Regions from separate parts of the Homo sapiens genome. Here region 1 is linked to region 2. A link is a loop called in an ENCODE intact Hi-C map of the cell type or tissue named here. Cell type or tissue: B cell. All regions are shown on one strand. Links, peaks and the distances in the headings refer to the core of each region. The heading gives the core; the rest is flanking DNA.

Region 1 (10,680 bases), core at 1,814-9,813, 60 kb before region 2:
ATGAAAGTGTTTTCCATTGTTGGAACACTTTTTTGTTTTCTTTATAAACATAACTAAAACAAATGTAAGCTTAGTGTAGCTATCAAATAACACTAAAAACCTTTATTAATGAAAATGTAAGAAAAGATATGTTTTTGTATATCCAGCTATTTTAAAAAACATGTCGGCCGAGTGTGGTGGCTCATGCCTGTAATCCCAGCACTTTGGGAGGCCGAGGCGAGTGGATCACCTGAGGTCAGGAGTTTGAGATCAGCCTGACCAATATGATGAAACCCTGTTTCTACTAAAAATGCAAAAATTAGCCGGGCGTGGTAGCATATGCCTGTAATCCCAGCTACTCAGGGGGTTGAGACAGAATTGCTTGAACCCGGGAGGCAGAGGTTGCAGTGCGCCAAGATCGGGCCATTGCACTCCAGCCTGGGCAACAAGAGCGAAACTCCGACTCAAAAAAAAAAAAGGCCCTATTCACCTGTTGGCTTCTAATTCAGATTTTTGCATTTAGCCTCTTCAGTGAGTTATGTACCACAGATAGATATAAACTTCCAAAAACACAGTTCCGATTGGTATATTTTACTACTCAAAGCCTTCAGTATCTCTCCATTTGGCTGCTGAATAAAGTCCAGATTTCATACCCCAACAGTCAAGGCCCTCCCTCATTCATCTCTCCTACTACTCTACTCTCTGGCTGTTTCAGACAAACTATTCTTAAGACTCCTTGTGATTTCCTACTTCTTTGTCTCATTTACTCTAGTTCTTGTGACCTTCATAGAGTCTTAAGAATAAAAGGGAGGGAAGATATGTTGAAATCTTGAGAACACCTGTGAGTAGGTCATATGTGGCAGAGCTGGGATGAAAGCTCTTCTATTACTTGTTATTTTTTGTAATTGCTATGTGCCAGGTATTGTGGCCAATCCTGGGTTATGATGGTAAGTGAAACAAAAGTGATCTCTGCTCTTTATACCTTATGGTCTATAGAGACAAATATTAACCACTATATATAGTAAACCAATGTTGCAATTACAAACTTGGATGGGTCCTATCAAGGAAAAGTACTTTGAGGTACTTTAAGAGAAGATAATGGGCAAAGGGAGTACAGCTAATTTATAGTGGTATGTCAGGAAAGGTCTCTTTAAGGAAGTGTTTTTTTTTTTCTTTTTTCATGCTGCCCCATGTGATTAAGAGGAAATGAATTTTAAGCTGAGAACTGACATATGAGAGCATGTAGGTAGGGCAAAGAGTGGAGAAGGGCATTCTAAGCAGAGTGAGCAGTATGCACCAAGGCCCCCAAGTGGAAAGGAATTTGGGGTATTAGATGACCTCAAAGGTCAGTGTGGCCAGAACATATTTTGATTACTGAGGAGTAAGATGAACCTGGAGAGTTAAGGAGGAACCAGATCATATAGAGCCTTTTAGACCATATTGGATTTTGTATTTTATATAAAGTACATTGAAAAGAAAATGGCAATTGAAGGGCTTTTGAAGAGTGACACAGTCCAGTTTGTGTTTTTAAAATATCACTGTGATTAATAATATATCCAAAATTCAGCCACTTCTTATCTCCACAGTCTCCACCCTGGTATAAATCTCATTTGAATTAGCTAGTCTCAGCTTCCACCCTTCCAGCCCTACAGCTATTCTTTTTTTATCTTTTTTCTTAAGAAATTTTTTTAAAAAAATTTATCATGGCCCAGGCACTCACACCAACAGCCTATTCTAGACAGTTACCAGTTTTTTTCCTTTAAAATGTTAGAGCATGTCTCTCCTGCTCCAGATCTTCCCACGGTTTCCCATTTTACTCGGAGTAAATCTCCGAGACATGCTCCCACCTCAGGGCCTTTACACTTGCTGTCTCGTTTGCCTAGGATGCTTTTCTCACAGATACCCATGTAGTTCACTTCCTAACCTCCTTCAGGTCTTTATACAACTGGTGAATCCATACCAGACCCCATCCCTGCCAGTCCTTCCCTACTTTATTTTTCTCTGACTTTCATACTAGAATGTAAATTTCACTGGATAAAGAATTTTGTAAGAGAGTCCTGTACTGATCTATTCTCAGGATGTGTAATGCTGTATATAACAGGCATTCAGTAAGTATTAGTTGAATGAGTAGCTTGGTGGAGTCTAGAGTAGCAGCTGAGAGAACAGTTTAAAGGGTCTGAGTCTAGATGAGAGATGGTGGCTGAGACAAAGATTGTGGAAGATGCAGAGAAGCAGGGGATTCAAGATACATTTTAGAGATAGAATTAACAGGACAGTTCACAATGATAAGATAACTTAAGTTTTTGCCTCACAAGTTTAGCGTTTCTTCTATTAAACCATTATGAAATGTCATTGTTAGCTAGTAATTTAAGTTAGTAATTAGGTTATTCAGAGTCATTGATTTAGCCTGTGTCTAAAACCAAGCAATGTAGATGGCTGCCAAATTCACTAATGGCAGCAGCATGTGGTGAAGGTTAAAGAAGATTTGATAACTCTTTTAGGTATTTAAAATATTTGTATATTTTTAAAAATCAAACTTATGAGACAGTGCATGCAGTAGTGAAATGTATATATATAGCTCATTTGAGGAGTACTCTTAGGGTTGTGGTTCTCAAATAGGGACAGTCTCTTGCCGTACCCTCCCCCACCCCCCAACATTTGGCAATGACTGGAGACATTTTTGATTGTCACAACCTGAAGAATGGTGCTCATGGCATCTAGTGATTAGAGGCCAGTTATGCTGCTAAACATCCTGCAATGCACAAAGTCAGTCTCCTCCCCTCTCTGCAAAGAATTATCTGGTCCAAAATGTCAGTAGTACTTAGGTTGAGAAACCCTACCTTAGGTATTAAAACTCAAGCTTCAATTTATGTCAATGCTAAGCCTGCAGCTACACTGTTAAATCCACAGACCTGTATACTTCTACAACTTGTTGTGTATACAAGGTGTGATTAGAATGGTTGCACTTTTAAACAAATATAACTGACACACTTGCATGCTTATGCACAGAAATCCAGTTGAAAGCTCCACCTTCACAATAGTTCTCTTGGGAAGAGTTTGCATTTATATGATTCTGCCATTTTTTTAAATTTATTTTAAGTTTCAGGATACATGTGCAGGACCTGCAGGTTTGTTACATAGATGAACACATGCCATAGGTTCTGCCTTTTTTATAGTTGCCTTTGAAACCTGGAGCATACCCTTTAAATCTCCTTAATGGTACCAAATTATCTTCCGAAGGTGGATTTGGAAATATCCAGTGCTTTCTGAATGCATTGTGATGGGTGTAATCAGGTTGGGTAGTAATTCTATTGTAAGGTGAAATTGAGATATGGCTATAAAATAATAATTGGTGGTTTAAAAGTAGTGCTTTTACAAAATCTTTTCATCGGTAATTAAGTGTGTCATAATCTCAATTTGAAGAGGTATGTGCAGATGTTCTAGAATTATTAAAACAAAATCAGTATCAGAATGTCAAATATTTAAAAGATTGTTGTCTGGGATCAAGGGAAACAGCCACTGTCACATAATATTGGGAAGGTACTTTGGCACAATTTGGTAATACTATTAATTTTTTTTTTTTTTTTTTTTGAGATGGAGTCTCGCTCTGTTGCCAGGCTGGGGTGCAGTAGCATGATCTTGGCTCACTGCAATCTCCACCTGCTGGGTTCAAGCGGTTCTTCTGCCTCAGCCTCCCAAGTAGCTGGGATTACAGGCACGTGCCACCACACCCAGCTAATGTTTGTATTTTTAGTAGAGATGGGGTTATATCGTGTTGGCCAGGATGGTCTTGATCTCCTGACCTCATGATCTGCCTGTCTTGGTCTCCCAAAGTACTGGGATTACCGGCGTGAGACACCGCAAAATGTTCATATTATTTCACTTAGGAATTCTGTCTCTAGCCATTTGTTTACAGACATTTTTACACCAGTAAGGAAAGATATGAAAAGTGCTGTTTCTTGGAGGTTTGTTTGTAAAGTGGAAAAATTAGAAACAACCCAATACCTGTATTAATAGTATTAGTATTGTGATCAGTATTATTGATCACAAATCATTAGTATATCCTTGAAGTAAAATACTATACACCACCAAAAAATGAAGGTATAATGTGTACTGATATAAAAAGAGCTATCAAATATATTAAATGGGGTGGGGGGAAGGAAGCTGTAAAAAGGAAAAAAAAAACCCACAAAAGTAGTAGGTATGGCATGTGATACCAAACTATATATGCAAGACATGCATAGAAGAGAGACCTGGAGGAATAAATACTAAATGTAATGGGAATAGGATAGTTTCCTATATTTCAGACTTGTTTGATTGTATTGTAATGTTTTACAATCAGGAAAAAAAAACTAAAACCGTGAGACAGTGATCTTACTTATAACTAGCTCTTTTAAGATTTTGAAGCAGTCCTTTGTATTAGTACATAGCTACCGATCTTTCTGCAGTTCTGTTTTTATATTAATAAATACCTAAAATTGGCCAGAGATTCCTAGGGCATTGTTCTTCATCTGAAGTTATTTACTGCTTTAAAACATTTTAAAATTCTTCATTGTGAAAGTATCACAGTTACTGTGTCTTTTTTTTTTTTTTTTTTTTTTTTTGAGATGGAGTGTTTGTTGCTCTGTTGCCCAGGCTGGAGTGCAGTGGTGCGATCTTGACTCACTGCAAGCTCCGCCTCCCAGGTTCATGCCATTCTCCTGCTTCAGCCTCCCTAGTAGCTGGGACTACAGGTGCCTGCCACCAGGCCTGGCTAATTTTTGGTATTTTTAGTAGAGATGGGTTTTACTGTGTTAGCCAGGATGGTCTTGATCTCCTGACCTCATGATCTGCCTGCCTCGAGCCTCCCAAAGTGCTGGGATTACAGGTGTGAGCCACCGTGCCCGGCCTACTGTGTCTTTTTTAAAATCTTGGGCTTTGAAATACCAGTGTGGTAAACTGCTAATCTGTGTTTACCCTGCAGGTGGCGCTGGTGGTTTTGTGGTGTTCTTCAGCGTGACTCAAGTAAAATTCCCTTCAGCTGGGAAATCACTTAGATATTGGTTCTGCTTGTAGAATGTTATCTTTCATGTAATCTGTTGAATATCAGACATTTTCTTACTATTATTTCAAGAAATACATGTAGCAGGAAAAAATCTACTAACAAATTATTAGGATATAATTATATTTTATACCTTATTTATCTACTTTATTATTCATTACAATTTCTGGGAAAATTAAATTTATTTCAGCAGTTCATTACTTTCCAACTCCCTTAAAATTCCAAAACTTCATCAAAAAACTGGCAGTAGAACTAATTTTTTCAAATTAATTCTCTTTGAAGTCTTTCATTTTCCTTTCTGTTTGTGTGTCTGACTCCCCCTTTCTTTCTCTCAGTCTGTCAAGTTCAAGAGCAGCTCAGATGCCATGAATTAAGTGGAGCACAAAAGGGGGAAAGGAGACCCTTTTGAAGAACAAAGGCCTCCCATTAGGCTGCCATGTTCTTTTTTGACCAAAAGTGCACCCTACATGGTTTCTATTGTTGTCCACATGCCCTGCACATAAGGTAAATACAGCAGATCCTCATTACCTCACGTTTTCCTCCTCTTCCTCCTATGCCACACACAACCAGTGAAGCTTTGGGTCTTTGATGTCTTTAGGCATTCTTATACAGTTGCTTTATCTCCTTTTAAAAACCTACAGGGGTAGAAGTGGAAGTGGAGAGCAATGCACACCGAGTAGTAAAACCTCACAAGAAGGGAAAATGAGCTGTTAGAGAAGCTGCAACCCAGGAATCCAGGGCAAGTGGAAAGATCCAGAGATTTTACTGTTGTTGTTCTCTATTCTCTGTCTTTTAATCCTATAGCTTAAAAATCCTGTATTTTTAAAGTAATAACTTTGATTTACATTCACTATAGTTTTTCCTCCCTTTGTCCGTGTAACAAGACAGGCAGGTGGGAATAAATTTAATTGCTGAGAGCAGTTCATGTAATGATCAGAAATTCTTGCTAATCTGCTCCTACTTATTGGATGTTGGCTCTTTGGTGTCATGGAGATGGCTTTACTGTAGGTTTGTTGTGTTGCATTACTTTTCATTGGGATTGAACTGAGAAATAACAAACAAGCTTTAAGTGGGAAATTAAAAAAAAGAAGTAACCTATGTAGATCCAAACTTAAAATGTGAGAAATTATTGAAATTTCATTTTCTACAAACTTGAAATTAGCCTGCTAATTGTAAAGTTGTTTTAATAATGCTGACAAATGTCAGTTACGTTTGCAAAGGAGTGTATGGTTCTAGGTATTTGCCTACTGTTAACCGTTGAGAAAAACATTGTCAGGTTAGCAAGTCTATTGAAATAGAGACCTCCTTAGTTTACAGCAAAGAATAAATAGCTGATGACTGGAGATTGGGACTAAGGTTTTATTTATTTATATTCTTTGAAAGAAATCGGACAGTTAATAAGTGGTTTGTGGTAGAGTTGAAGGATGTCTGAGAGATGGAAAGAGAGTGACAAAGGAGGAGAAGGAATAGTATTTCTTTTTTAGTATTGTTTTGAAATTAAAACTCTGTTATTTTAATATGGTAAAGAGCAAGAGTTGGGTTGGGCGCGGTGACTCACGCCTATAATCCCAGCACTTTGGGAGGCCGTGGTGGGCAGATCACCTGAGATTAGGAGTTTGAGACCAGCCTGGCCAACATGGCGAAACCTTGTCTCTACTAAAAATACAAAAATTAGCCAGGTGTGGTGGCACATGCCTATAAATCCCAGCTATTTGGGAGGCTGAGACAGGAGAAGCACTTGAACCTGGGTGACAGAGGTTGCAGTGAGCCGAGATCCCGCCACTGCACTCCAACCTGGACAACAGTGTGAGTCTCTGTCTCAAAAAAAAAAAAAAAAGAGTAAGAGTCGAACTTAGGACAACGTATGTTTTCTTTTTTTTCTGACGTTGAGCTAATGGTGGGCAATTTGTGACTTAACATTTAGTGACCACCTTGAACTCTCCCTGAGTTTGTGGGTCTGCCCTTTTAGGATTATAGAGGTGATTCAGTGGTGTTAAAAACAACATTAAAGGGATTAAAGAAGTAATTCCTTTGTAGGAACAGTAGTAACATTTTATTTTGAAAATTTCATGAGGAAATTTTTAGTATTCCTATTTTTTTCCCCATATGTTCTTCAAATAAATATACATAGCACATTCAACATTTTTGGTCCTAAGAATTTCTTATATTAAAATCTGACTAGCATAGCTGAAGTTAAAAAAAAAAGGCCTGTTAACTACTTGAGGAAATGTTTTGACTCTTTATGGACCCTGAATATTGCTTTTCAGGAAGTATTCCTTGTTTTGTTTTTTTGGGTACAGCAGTCTGCAAGAAGCCTTTGGTTTATGTACTTGGCAGCAAAATAAAAGGCAAAGAGCTTCTTGCTGTGTGTTATGTAGGAAATTACCATTCCTGTTGTCTGTGTAGGATGTTCTAAAGATGTAGCCAGGAATCTCAGAGGAGAGAGAGAAGAGACAGAGAGAGAGAGACAGACAGAGAGTCAGACTTGTAGTTCTAATATTTTCTTGCTTTTGCCTCTGCCTCTGGTCATACATTGGATTGTTTTTCTGCTTTTGTTCCTTGGGGTGGCATCTGTCTTCAGGAGAAATCACTCCATAGTCAAACACAGATTGCTGAACTGTGGCATTTTTGCTGTTACTGTTATCCTGAATTTACTGGGAACAGTTTTAATATGGGTGCATTTAAACACTTGTTTGTGGATAGGGAGAGATGGAGAGTGAAATTTCATTCTCTGTTGAATGCTCCGTCTCCTGCCCAGCACATTTCTGCCCCTTCCACATGGTTTTTCACTAACTCCTGAATGTTTCTCTATGCTAATCTGAAAGCTCTACAGCAGAGACTACACATTTATACAGTTCCCCACATACAGGGTCACTTTATGAAATGAATTATTTCTTGACATTTTTCAGGTTTGTGATTGTACCTTTCCAAGCCAGTGTTAACACATTTCAAATATTGTGAAAAGTTGAATTTATGCTAGCATTGTTTTAATTATTTAAATAACTTAACATTTTAGAACCTTGTGGCTTTAGATTTAAAGAGGTATCAAGTCCTTAAAACATTTTCGGTTATTATCCTAATATTAATACAATAATAGTCATTAGACAAATAGTAAATTTTAAAAAGAATAAAAATTAAAAAGAACACCTAACTGGGAAAGTGGGAGAGAAGCCATTTAAAACAATAAACTGAAACTCTTTTCCTGAGTTTCCTTAGAAGCCATTTGGACAATTAATGGAGAGATTTTAAACATTAAATGTATTTGTGACTAAAACTTGCCTTTTCAACAAGACACCCGAACTGCCAAGACTTCACAGGGGTCTCATTGTAGAGAATTAAAATTCAATGATGGTTGAAAGAGAAAAGGCATAATAAGATTGGTCAGACTTCTATATTTATTCAAAGATTGAGCATGAAAAGATTTGGAGCTTTACAGTATTTCAAGGAAGTAGGATGTGTAAAAAGTTGAGATGGGTGGCTTATTTTCTGACATGAGTAGATTTTGATTTAAAACATTCAAGCTGTGCCCTGGGGAGAGGGATGTGTAAGGAGGGAAGGAATCTGATGAAATGAGGACCTCAGAGAGTTTCTGTGGAAGGCTTAGAACTGGAAGTGGTGAATTAGTGAACCATCAAGAAAGAGAATATTTTTATAGACATTTATAAATTTTTATTTCCACAAACATTGGAAATAATGTAGGAATAGGCAAACAATGGTCCTCAGGTCAAATTCGTGTTTTCTGTTTTTGTATGGCCCTTGAGCTAAGAATGATTTCTACATTTTTTTGTGGGGGAAAATAAAAAGCATAATATTTCATGACATTATAATTATATGAAATTGAAACATCAATATTCATAAACTTTTATTGGGATATAACCATACCCATTTGTTTATGCATTGTCTCTGTAATATCTATAGCTGCTTTTATGCTGCAACAGCAGAGTTGAATAGTTGTGGCAGAGACCATGTGTCCCATAAACACTAAAATGTTTACTTTCTGACTTTTTACACGACAGGTTTGCTGTCCACAGAAATAAAAGAATGTCCGCAGTATGTTAGAATGAACAGTATACAGTTTTTTGTAAGACTAGGAATACTTGCCATTAATAAATTCATTTTCTGTATTCTTATATTTGCTTATCAGGAATAAATGCTTTTTTTGGTGAATGGTTTTCATTCTGAAAAATGTCAAAATAGTAAATATTACCTTTTTTTTTTTTTTTTGACAATGCCCCCTTTTTTGGCTGGGAATGTTCTTACTCTGGTTTTGTAAGTATGTTCCCACACATTAGGATTTCAAAAAAAAAAAAAAACCATATTCAGAACTGTATTAGTCAGTTCTTGCATTGCTGTAAAGAACTTCCTGAGACTGGGTAATTTATAAAGAAAAGAGGTTTAATTGGCTCACAGTTCCACAGGCTGTACAAGCGTGGTGGGGGAAGGCCTCAAGAAACTTAGAATCATGGCAGAAACTGAAGGGGAAGCAAGCAGGTCTTTTATGACCAGAGCAGGAGGAAGAGAGAGAAGTAGGAGGGGCTACACACTTTTAAACAACCAGATCTTGTGAGAACTCACTATTACAAGAACAGCAAGGGGGAAGACTACCCCCATGATCTAGTCACCTCCTTCCAGGCCCCTCATCCAACATCGAGGATTACAATTTGACATGAGATTTGGGTGGGGACACAAATCCAAACCGTATCATTCTGCCCTGGCCCCTCCCCAATCTCTCATGTCCTTCTCACATTGCAAAATACAGTCATCCCTTCTCAGTAGTCCCCCAGAATCTTATTTCAGCATTAACTCAAAAGTCCACAATCCAAAGTCTTATCTGAGACAAGGCAAGTCTCTTCCACTTATGAGCCTGTGAAATCAAAAACAAGTTAGTTACTTCCAAGATAACAACACGGGTACAGGCATTGAGTAAACACACCCATTCCAAAAGGGAGAAATCAACCAAAAGACAGGGGCTACAGGCCCTGTGCAAGTCCGAAACCCAGCAGGGCAGTCATTAAATCTTAAAGCTCCAAAATAATCTTTGACTCTATGTCTCATATCCGGGCAGCACTGATGCAAGGGGTGGTCTCCCAGGTCCTGAGGCATCTCTGCCCCTGTGGCTCTACAGGGTACAGCCCCTCGGCTGTCTTTACAGGCTGTCGTTGAGTGCATGTGGCTTTTCCAGGTACACAGAACAAGCCGTCAGTAGATCTACCATTCTGGGGTCTGGAGGACGGTGGCCCTCTTGTCACAGCTCCAGTAGGCACTGCCTCTGTGGCGACTGTGTGTGGGGGCTCCAACCCCACTCCCCTCTACACTGCCCTCGTAGAGGTTTTGCATGAGGCCTCTGCTCCTGCAGCAGAGTCCTGCCTGGAGTTTCCATACATCCTCTGAAATCTAGGCAGGAGCTCCCAAGCCTCAACTCTTGCCCTCTGTGCACCCGCAGGCTTACCACCACGTGGAAGCTGCCAAGGCTTACAACTTGCCCCATCTGGAGCAGCAGCCTGAGACGTATCTGGGCCCCTTTTAGCCACAAAGAATTTTCTTTCTCTTGGCCTCAGGCCAGTACCTTTTATGCCTTGCCTATTATGTCTGGCAGAAGTGTGGCAGTTGTTGGGAAAGTAACTGGGAGCTCTCATAGGCTTCTGTATGAAAAGCTAGGA
Region 2 (10,680 bases), core at 1,450-9,449:
GCTTTCTGGTGGAGTAGCTTTCTCAGTGAGCCACCACTTAAATGACTTGATGAGATTAACTGACAGCCCATTCCTGTTTGATGCACTATCTGATTCCCTATAGCATGCTGAAGACTTATTCCATGGTATGTCTACCAGTTGAGTTGTAAAGTTATTAAGAACCATTTACTTGTTTGTGCTCCCAATACTGTTCATGCTAGTTGTACTAATTTTAATCACACTATTTATTTATTTATTTATTTACAGATGGAGTTTCTCTCTGTCACCCAGGCAGGAGTGCAGTCACGCGATCTCGGCTCAATGCAACCTCCGCCTCCTGGGTTCAAGCAATTCTCATGCCTCAGCCTACTGAGTAGTTGGGACTATAGGCGCATGCCATCACGCCTAGCTAATTTTTGCATTTTTAGTAGAGATAGGGTTTCACCATGTTGGCCAGGCTAATCTCGAACTCCAGAGCTCAGGTGATCCACCTACCTAGGACTCCCAAAGTGTTGGGATTACAGGCATTAGTCACCGCACCCAGCCTAATTACACAATTTAAATAACTATATAAACCAAGGAAAAGAATAGAAAAAGAAAGATGATGTTTCTGTGAAAATTAAGTTAAATGCTTTGGAAAGATTTGATAAAGGGTAATTACTAAAAAATACTGAATTAGATGTGTGCAAGAGAGCTATAAAATAGTAGGGATAAATTATTCTAAAAAAATAGAAAAGCATTATGGACTCAGATTGCCTCATGTGTCATATAATTCTTGCCCCACTTTTAAAGCAGTGTTTTTTAATCTATGAGACATGAAGTCAATTTAATAGGTTGAAGTCTAGAACACATCGCAATACATTTATACCTGGAAAGAAGCATTGTTCTATGGAACTTTTCTTGAGTTTTTAGTATTTAGTCTATACATATATGTACAATGTAAAATGTGACTTTCAGTGAAAAACGTAAAAATCTTTTGAGTTTTTTATCCAAACTCAAAAGGCTTTGGCCCAAAAAAATTGGTGAATGAATGTGTATTTATATGCTTTGGGTTAAAATACAATCATTATGTACTTGTGTTTATGATACTTAGGTTGACCATTTTGTTCAGCCAACCAACTACTGATCTCAGTCTCATGGGATAAGAATTTTTACATATTTTATTTTACTTGTCTTCCTCTCATGCCCTCCATATTGTGCCTGAGTCCCCAACCCCCACCATACCTCGGCTCTCTGTTTAGTAGCTATGTGACCCTAAGGGTCATTAACTAGGCCTCAGTTTACTTTTTATGAAGTAAGATTATCCTTCAGATTGCTTGTTATTTGGCAGTGCTTAATAGCCACGTTGATAAAGTACATGTCTTTCATGGTATCTGCCCATCTAGATTTTTAGTAAATGATAGACATTCCGTTAAGTTATTCTAAAAGATTTTTGGTGGGGGGAGGGGACACTGAGAGCCCCATAATGCAACCTTAGAGGGTATCATTTACATAGTCTGTGATGTAGTTGACAAGAATGGTGGCAGTGCCAATACCTATCACTTGATTCTGAGTCTCAAATTTTCAAGTCCTGGAATGTTGTTTCATATTTGGTGGGCATTAGTAAAATTATTTTAGTTTGTATGTGTGTGATGGGTTTGTTGGACTTTTTTTGTAAATAATTATTGATAATGCTTGAGGTACTAAGTATTTTTATTACAGAGAATTGAAATATCATTAAGTGTTTTCTGTAAGTAAGTTAATAGGACACTAAATTATTGGTAGATTGGAAAAGAGATGAAGGTTGGAAAGGATATTGGTGTACTGTTGAGATTGGCTGGGGTGAAACCAGTGGTGCTAAAAGATGCAGACACCCCCCATGATATAGAAAGGAGGTAACAGGCAATAATTGTTGAGTCAGACATTTCTGCTTGTTCAACTAGTTATATGGTCAGTACAGAATAGAGGGTACAAATGGCTATTCATATAGAACATGACCAGGCTGGATGTTAATGATTTAGTAAGGTAGAATATAGGCCGATCTCAGTTCACTCTCACATAAAAGGTGTGTTTTAAAACACTAGTTTGTGATTTAGTTGTCATTGCCCTCAATTTCATTTCTAATGATACCTACACTGGCCCATAAGATCATGAATATAAAAATATTTTAATACTAGTAGTGTCGGCTGGGCATGGTGGCTCATGCCTGTAATCCCAGCACTTTGGGAGGCCAAGGTGGGCGAATCACGAGGTCAGGAGTTCGAGACCAGCCTGGCCAACATGGTGAAACCCGTCTCTACTAAAAATACAAAAATTAGCCTGACTTGGTGGCAGGCGCCTGTAATCCCAGCTACTTGGGAGGCTGAGGCAGGAGAATCGCTTGAAACTAGAAGGCAGAGGTTGTAGCAAGCTGAGATTGTGCCACTGCACTCCAGCATGGGCAAAAGAGCAAACTCCATCTCAAAAAAAAAAAAAAAACTAGTAGTGTTAACCGTGAATTCTGGGTCCTGGAAGAGCGTTTGTCCCCTCTTTTAGAAAATAAAAAAAGGCTACATTTTAGGCGTAATTGTGAAATACATGAGTTTGAATTTGCCCTTTCAGCTCCTTTTTATACTTCCATATGTTACTACTATTTCCTATTATTACTACCTTCTATGAACCCTTTGCCCACATTACCCCACCCCCAATCCAGGTCCTCTAAACATCAGTTATTTTATCATTTATTGGCCTCTTCTCTAGTAGAAACAACCATTGCCTTACAATCAACTCCTCAACTAGGTGTTAAATGAAAGCAGTGGGATTGGATTAATTCATGCTCAAGTGTGAATGACTGACAATCCCACAAACCTCTCAAAAATGATTTTCCTTTGTACAACGGGTGTTCTTTCTAGGTTAAGTTTTAGTCTAATTGATTCTTTGCTATTATTTCAGACAGATGACCAAGTGAAATGGACATTTGAACTTTGTGGGAAAAGCTGTCATTTTCTTCTTTTGGACATAAATGTGCCATGGTTGGGGAGTACAGGCAAGAGACGGTGACAGTCCCTCTCCCAATCCATCTGTAGAGGCTTGGACAAACTCCTGGTATTTAAACTTCCCCTCTAAAATTAGTAGGGTACCTAGGTCAAGGGTGGTAGAAAGGGACTTTTCTTGCCTTTCCTTCCCACTGTAGCAATGTGAGCTTTTTTTTCTGGGTGAGCTTTGCAGTAGAGGGGAAGCGGGGGGTCCCACTCTAGATAGTAGCCTGTGTGGGCTGGTAAACTATAGCCTCCCTGCTACAGGTCTTGTGGGACTCCCTTAGCCTGAGGAGGAGGCTCTTTCACTAGGAAGGTGCTGCTCCTGTTGGGTACAGACACACTCCTTTGTTAGCAATGATTGTCTGGCTGCAAGTCATCCTTAGCTAATATATGAAAGACCACACTCACAGTAGAAAGGTAGTTTAGAGATGTTATTACATAAAGTAGAAAAGGGCAGATGGTAAGTTGCAGAAATATCCCATAATAAATGCAAATAATAAATTTTAAATTTCGTAAAGGCGGAAGAGGAGGGAAATAAACATTTATTGATATCTACTGTAATCTAGTCACATTCATCATTGCTTTTCATCTTTTCTCACCAAGGAGAATTTGTATAATCCAACATATTCTACCTTAAAAACTCATTTGAAATTTGTGTTCTCTTCTATAATGTATTCTTATTTTAATACAAAGTGGTGTGAAATATTAAATAAGATTGATGCTTTCAAAAGATGGACATGTTTATCCAGTGACTTGATGTCTGCCCTGGCACAACTGCATCACATTCCTCCAGTCCACGCTCTTGTCTGAGAAGCATGAAAGCATTTATCTCACAATAACCTCATGAAAGGGATATCATCATTTTATAGGTGATAAAATTAAGGCTCGAAGAAGGAAGGAACTTAAACAGGTATTACAGGTATTAAATGGCTGTGTTAAGTTTCTCCCCCAAAGTCTCTCCTCATAAGCATTTTGTGATTCAGTAAAACAGAAAAACTGGTAATGCAGAGTGCTGATCCAAAAGTTTAAGGTTTTTGGTCCTCTACTGACTTGCAAGGGAATCTTTTTAAAGGCCCCTTGTTAAAATCTGTCTTTCATTTCCTGAAGACTAGTTCTAAATAAAAACAGTTATTAATGGGCTGACACCTTTCAGAACTCTCCTCAAATCTAGTGCACTCTTCTGTGTATCTGTACACACCTGACTTTTAAACACAATGTCTTTGCTGCCGTTTACTGGTTTCTTCACTACACGGAAAACAAACCATTCAGTCTGCTGCTTTACCACCTCTCAGCAATTCCCTACGTGTTTAACTCATCCATAATGCATAGGAATAGCCAAGAGCACAGATTCTGATATCAGAAAATTCTAGTTTTAAATCCTGATTCCGAATTACTAGTGTGACATTGGATAAAGTGTTTTAGTTCTCTGTGCCTCAGTTTCCTTACTTTAATAATATATAAGGAAAGAAAGGGGTAATAATGCTTATTACTCCATGGAGATTTTATAAATCTCCTGAATTGTCTGTGATGATTAGGCTGTTGTCATTGTAATGCCTAAAAAATTTTGGGTTGATGACTTACCTTGTAAATATACTTTAAATTGAATAAACATATAGTTTAGTAAGGATTATATATATGTATGTATGTTCATTAAGTGAAATATACTTGAGAATACCAAGTAATTCCACAATTTACATGGCCCACCCTTTGACAATAGAGATTCTAAGTAACAAACTGTCTTCTTTCTACTTGAGATTTATTTTCATGGGGGAAGGATACTGCATAATATGTAGCATTCAACTAATCTATTCTGTTAATTTGGTAATATAAAAAGATTTGTAGATAATGAATTTCTATACTCTTTAAGATACTTTATACACCTTGCACTGCTTCTGGGTTTACTGTTGCCTCGTTTTAAAGTGGGACTTTCTCTTGACGGAAGTGTGTTAAGAATTGGAAAATTCCCTATCAGTAGACTAGCACCATCTTGACAGCCTTGTGTTCTGCTTCTACCTTGCTAATTGTTTCCTTGGGATTATTTGGATTGTGTAGAAAGCTTTTTGCAAATCCTCTTATTACTGAAGTCATTGTTGCCAGCAGGAATAAGATTAAAGGTGCTTAAGTCTGTAGGGTTGTTTCTAATTTGTACGTGTCATTTCAGTGGCATTTTAACAGAACTCTGTCTCCTGTACCTCCCTTCTCCCTTGGTACTATCTCCAGTTAGGTCCAAGAAGCCAGGCCATTGGAAGAAGTCTCATTTTATCCTCCTAATTATTATGCTGGCACTCAGGAGATAATTTTTCCCTTCATGCACTGCCAATTAATATGCAAATAGCCTGATAAATATTTATGCAACGATTTAAATTATGCAGGGAGTGCTTTCAGTATATTCTGTAAATGAATTGTTCATGGACTTCAAAGTGCTGGCTGCTGTGCTAACGAGGAGAGATTTGCATAAGGCCCTAATCACGCGCATACTGATTAAGCTTCATTATGGAAACTGCCAGCTGCAATCTTTGTTTCTATTTTATTACAAAAAGAGGAACTTTTTCATGCTTCAGTTGCCTTGACAATGTCAGTCCTAGCTGGTAGGAGAGACTAAAACTCCTCTGAGCAACTGAAGTTTCCTTATTCAGTTGAAGATTGCTATGGTGTAACAGAAGTTGTATTTTGCTTTTCCCCTTAATCCACTTTCCACCCTACGCAACCCCCCTCTTTTCGCTTAAGAACATACTGTAGATTTGTTAGAAATAGTAGTACCTTCTTTCCCCACCCCAAACTGCTACCTGTTTCTTCCTTGTTTGGACTCTCTGCTCCTCTAGAAGATTTCACAGCAATGCTGGACTGCAGTGACTATGTTCTAGGTGGGTACCAGCACAGTTCTTTTCTTAGAAGCTTTAATATGGAAATAGAGTGTGTCGGGTTGACTATGCATAAATGCTTAATCGCATATGCAGCCTGTGGCGGGGGAGGGGGAGAGTTGGACTGAGCAGGGAAGGAGGAAAGCATTTGCAAAGCACAAGCTTACTTGAATTTGCAGTAGGTCCCTCCCTGTGACTAGCTCTTCTGATTCAGAGGGTATCGTTAGTAAATACAGTTAATTTAGAGTTCAGCTCGAATGAATATTTTTGCTTTTTGGAAATTCCTATTGAGAACATTTCATGTAGTTATAAAAACATCTTAAATCTGAAACAAGGCATAGAACTGTACATATATAATATATACATATTAATAAAAATGTTTTTCATACCTAATGAGAACGTCTTATACAAAAACCAAAATGCTCAGTGAAAAATAAGGTTGAGTCACAATGCAGAATAGTTTTTATAAATGTTAATAAAGAGGGTAATTGTACTGGTTGCTGCAACAGATCTGTTGATCGATTTCCAGATTTTAGAAACTATTAACTTTTCAAATTTTTGCTAGGATTAGTCCTCTTTTTAATTTTTTTAAAATCAACTATATACTCTAGATAACTACAACTTTAAATGTTGGAAAACCTTTTTAGAGTTTTCTCTGTAGAACAGCAAGCCTTTTGGAGTGGAAGATGTCCAGCTTAAATTTGTTAAAACCATCTTTGGTGATGAAGATTTCAAATAAATCAAGGCACTTTGATTTTTAGATATATGGTGGCTAATGGTGGTCATATTTTGTGTGGAGTTATGTCTGTTTATATGCAGAATTATTGAGACTTTTTTAGTTACTCTAGTCACCTGGAAAGTTAAATGATATGAACTCCGGGACTTGGATATCTTACATTTAAAACTTTTGCAAATGACTTTTTTCCTATATTGTCATTTTCTGCACTTGAAAATTAAAGCTGCTCCTGTCACCTTCATAGTTGCCAAAGATAAAGTAAAATGATACTTCTGAAAACGTTTGAATTCTTATGCATAAGGCATGGCCTAAACCCAGGGTAGCAGTATCTGCCCAGCACAGTAAAAGCCACTATGTAAAGAGTGAATGACAGAAACAACAAATTTATGTCAGGAATTCAATCTTGTATTTACTCTTTGACATTTACTTAGTTAACAATTCAAAAAAAGGAAAGAAAAATACCTTTTTGGAATATTTTTAACACATCATTTTAGAAGTAGAAATTACATCTCTTACTTTCAGTTAATAGTAAGTATTATTTAAACAGTCTTCCCATTGTGCAATTTTATTTTTGTGTGTATGTGAAGTAATGTTTTATTTTTGTGTGTATGTGAGATAATTTTGTTAAATGCTTTTGAAGCTCTTGACAGTTCAGTAGAAGAATCTGAGATGATTCACTTAAAATACCTGTGACATAGTCTTTATAGATGGGAAAATTAGAATATGAATTGTACAAAGTCAGGCTCATGACTTGTTAAGAATTATGCTTATTTCTGCGGTGCCCACATATGTGAGAAAACTGTTACTCTTTTTATGAATGTTAACTGATTGATCATTTTTTCCACTTTCCTTTAAAATTCATTTAAAGGAAGCATGGAGCAGTATGTATGCTAATGGTATATTCTATTACATTTGTTGTGATCTCTGTTGACTTTCATGAGATTTTGGTTGTCATTCAGAAAGCTGATTTTTCACTAAGTTGTACACCTGTTCCTTTCAAACCTTAGTATGCTTTCAGATGATATTTAAATTTCTCTGGACAGTGAGAAGAAGGAAGTTGTAGAACTGCCCTCATTTATGACCACAAACATATGAATTTTAACCCTTTGAACATTAGAAGACCAAACCAAAGTTATGACAGAACTGCCTAAGCCCATAAGACAAGCATCAGTTACAGAAACTTTTACTGTATTGGAAAAGCTATTACACATCTTCTTGTTGGAAATGAAACTTATAAAAGAAAGACTCCTGATTTTTTTTCTCATCTGTTATGCATGGGGATAATTCGACTGTAAAGAACATGGTTGAGAATTCTGTCTAGTGATTGTTTTGATTTTCTAGTTAGATGTTTAAGCAGATGAAAAAATGTGCTCTTTGGTCAAAAACAGTATAGTTTAAATATTTGTTCTCTGTTAATAACTAAAGTTAAATGGTTCTTAACTTATTTAACCACTAAATAAGTTAATGTGGGTAAAGGCAGAACTTATTTGACAGTAAACTTGTTTGATCATAAATATTCTAAGTTTGAGTTTACAGTAGTAGAATAAGAGATATATTTATGTATATTCCGTTTCTTACCCTTTCAAAGACTTAGAAGAAAAGCAGAGTTCTTGTCTCTTCTCTTAATGTATTTTCTGGGATACCTAATATTGCTTGATGAAAACATTTTACTGTGGAAATAAACCTTCATTAAGTAGATAACCCAGAAATGATAAACTCAAATTAGCAGTTTCATTTAGGATATTGAGGTAGTATTACTTTAAGTGGGTGTGGTTGTAATGCAGTTTTGAAATTATTAGCTATATCTGTTATGCCTTACGGTACAACTTCTTGTGCTGGTTTATAGTTGAGGTATGAATTTAATATGTTCTCACTTTGACTTGTTTAGTTTGGTTGGGGAGGGGAGTAAATTTAGAGATAATTTACCTTAGACGTGTTTTCTTTTAGTTCATAGGTTGAGTTACTGTCCCATCTTTTATCAAGATTACCAGTGGGTTGTTTTGGTTATAATGAATGAATATCATTGCATATAGAAAAAGATACTTTATTTGGGAATAACATTTTATTATGTGAGGTGCTTCCCCCCTTTCCAGTTTTACTTCATGTTAAAAGCATTTATTCCTTTTACATATCAGGCTTTCTAATTTTCTTCAGGTTACAGTTCTGCTGTCTTTCTTTAAAGAATCTTAAAATTATTTAAAAAGACAGTTTATTTGTGAATCCCTTCAGGGTCTGGGGAATTTTGAATTTCTTCCAGATAACCTTTTATTATAATTTCTAGTATTTTAGCCAGACATGTATACACTGGGTCTTCTTAAACTATATGACTATAACATTAGTTAACCCTTTTCTCTGCCACAGTTTTGCCTCCTCAATCCCATCTCCATCCCCAGTTTTTTAAAAACCTTATTCTCCTCTGATTTATTGCAGACTCAAGAATGAACAATCCGTCAGAAACCAGTAAACCATCTATGGAGAGTGGAGATGGCAACACAGGTAAGAGTTTTCTGATCTAGCTTTTTAATTAACTCTAGTAGAGCACAAAGAAGAAAGTTTCCATGTAACTAGGACTTGTATTTGGCAAATACAGACCAATTTGAGTATTGAGTTGTCAAATATGATTCAGTCCTTTAGGAACTGGGAGGGATTATGTTTGTTTAAGATTACTTAACTTTCTTCTGCAGGCAGCTTCGTTGTTTTGCTTCTGTCTATCAGACAAACTATGCAGAAGTTAGGAAAACTGTCCTTTGGGTCAGATAGTTTTGGATATGAAATATGGGTTTACCACTTACTAGCTTGTGACTTTAGGCAATTTCCCCAATCTTTTTGAGACTTAATTTATTCAATTACAAAATGAGGATAATATATTTCAGGTTATTGTGAGTATTAAAGGAGATGATATATGTGGCATGTTAAGCAAAATGCCAGCTACACAGTAACTATTCAGTAAAATGTTTTTTCTTACAGATGTTAATCAAAATAGTAAATTTTATCTGCCCTACCTTTGCTATAAATTATATTAAAAGTTATGATAGTAAGTAGTTATAGACACATACCCATTTCTAATACATTCTTTTATTTGGTAATTTAAAAAAATTATACTTCATTAAACCTTTTATCAAGAGAAAATTATCATATAAATGAGAATACTGAGGCCCCATGAGAGAAAGGTAAATCTGTAAAGGATGGTTTGTCTCCACGGCTCATACTCTTGAGTCAGTATATTGCTTAGAGGATGTAAGACTATGTATCTTTATCATCTGCCAGAGAGGATACAGGGACTTCCCTGGTTTCTGGTAAAGGTATAAATCAAAATATGAAACCAAATAAGAAGACAGTTATGGGCAAGGATGAACAGAAAGTACTTGCTTCTAAAAACTAGGTTTTTCGCTTGCAGAGAGGGATCCCTTTTGACTTATCATTTTAAAAATGCTTAACCATGGGCAATGGTAAGAGTGAGAGGCACTCTTAATTTGTGGTAAATGGCTGAGTTGGACTAATGTAGCAGTTTTCCTGCCTGTATGTCTTTTGCTGTAAACTCTCCTATACCTGGAGATGCTTATGTTAATCTCTAAACTGTACATACCTCTTTATGTGAAACTGAGCTGTGGGGCTTCCATGTTCACCCCTGTTGTATTTAACACACTTCATAGTACTCTTACTGAGGCTAGCCAAGTAGACTTCTGTAGTATCTCTTAAGAAGGGAAAGGGCAGCATTGTATTCTGTCTGAATTGTCAGCCAGTCTCCTTTTTGTTACTTCTCTGTCCCCTGTTTGGACTCCATCTTTCTTTCTTGTTCAGCACTGGTTCCTATGCCAGTGCCGGTGCTTCAGCCACCTAGCTTAGGTGTGGGAAATGTTTGCAGAGAGAAATAGGGCAGCTGATCCCCTTAAGAGACTAGAGGGTGGGGCAGTGGGCAGGACACCTGTGCCTAAAGAACAGCTTCAAAGAAGAAACATACTTTTTTTTTCCCTAAGGGAAGATAAGCAAATGATTGGAAAACACTGAAAATAGCCATTACATCAGACTACATGGAAATCCCTGTATCTACTTTAATGCTACTACTGTAATAGCAGTTTCAGCAGTTACCATTTATTGAGCAACTACA

The links. Peaks named below come from ENCODE experiments on the same cell type or tissue, not always from the same donor. Only the 100,000 strongest peaks of a DNase experiment are listed, where the experiment ranks them.
Region 1: it touches region 2 in a loop (2.7-fold over the local background); 3 of 110 quality-filtered maps call a loop at or near these places.

Annotation. Positions count from the first base shown.
Region 1 is chr1:167,263,073-167,273,752 of GRCh38, forward strand. All of the region lies in intron 1 of POU2F1 (POU class 2 homeobox 1), which reads left to right. LOC124900412 (a long non-coding RNA gene) reads left to right here. Exons shown (of 2, transcript XR_007066718.1): 2 at 1-10,680. Among named protein-coding and RNA genes, the nearest start is that of POU2F1, 48 kb to the left of the region's middle. RefSeq lists an enhancer at 1,217-1,306. In B cell, for the core only: CTCF peaks have their summits at 4,926 (motif pointing right) and 5,130; a DNase peak (open chromatin) is centred at 4,949.
Region 2 is chr1:167,323,468-167,334,147 of GRCh38, forward strand. It overlaps POU2F1 (POU class 2 homeobox 1), which reads left to right. Exons shown (of 16, transcript NM_002697.4): 2 at 9,003-9,068. Among named protein-coding and RNA genes, the nearest start is that of POU2F1, 110 kb to the left of the region's middle. RefSeq lists an enhancer at 4,250-6,342. In B cell, for the core only: no CTCF peak of the experiment used is centred there; DNase peaks (open chromatin) are centred at 5,504 and 7,622; H3K4me3 peaks cover 4,201 bases; H3K27ac peaks cover 4,498 bases.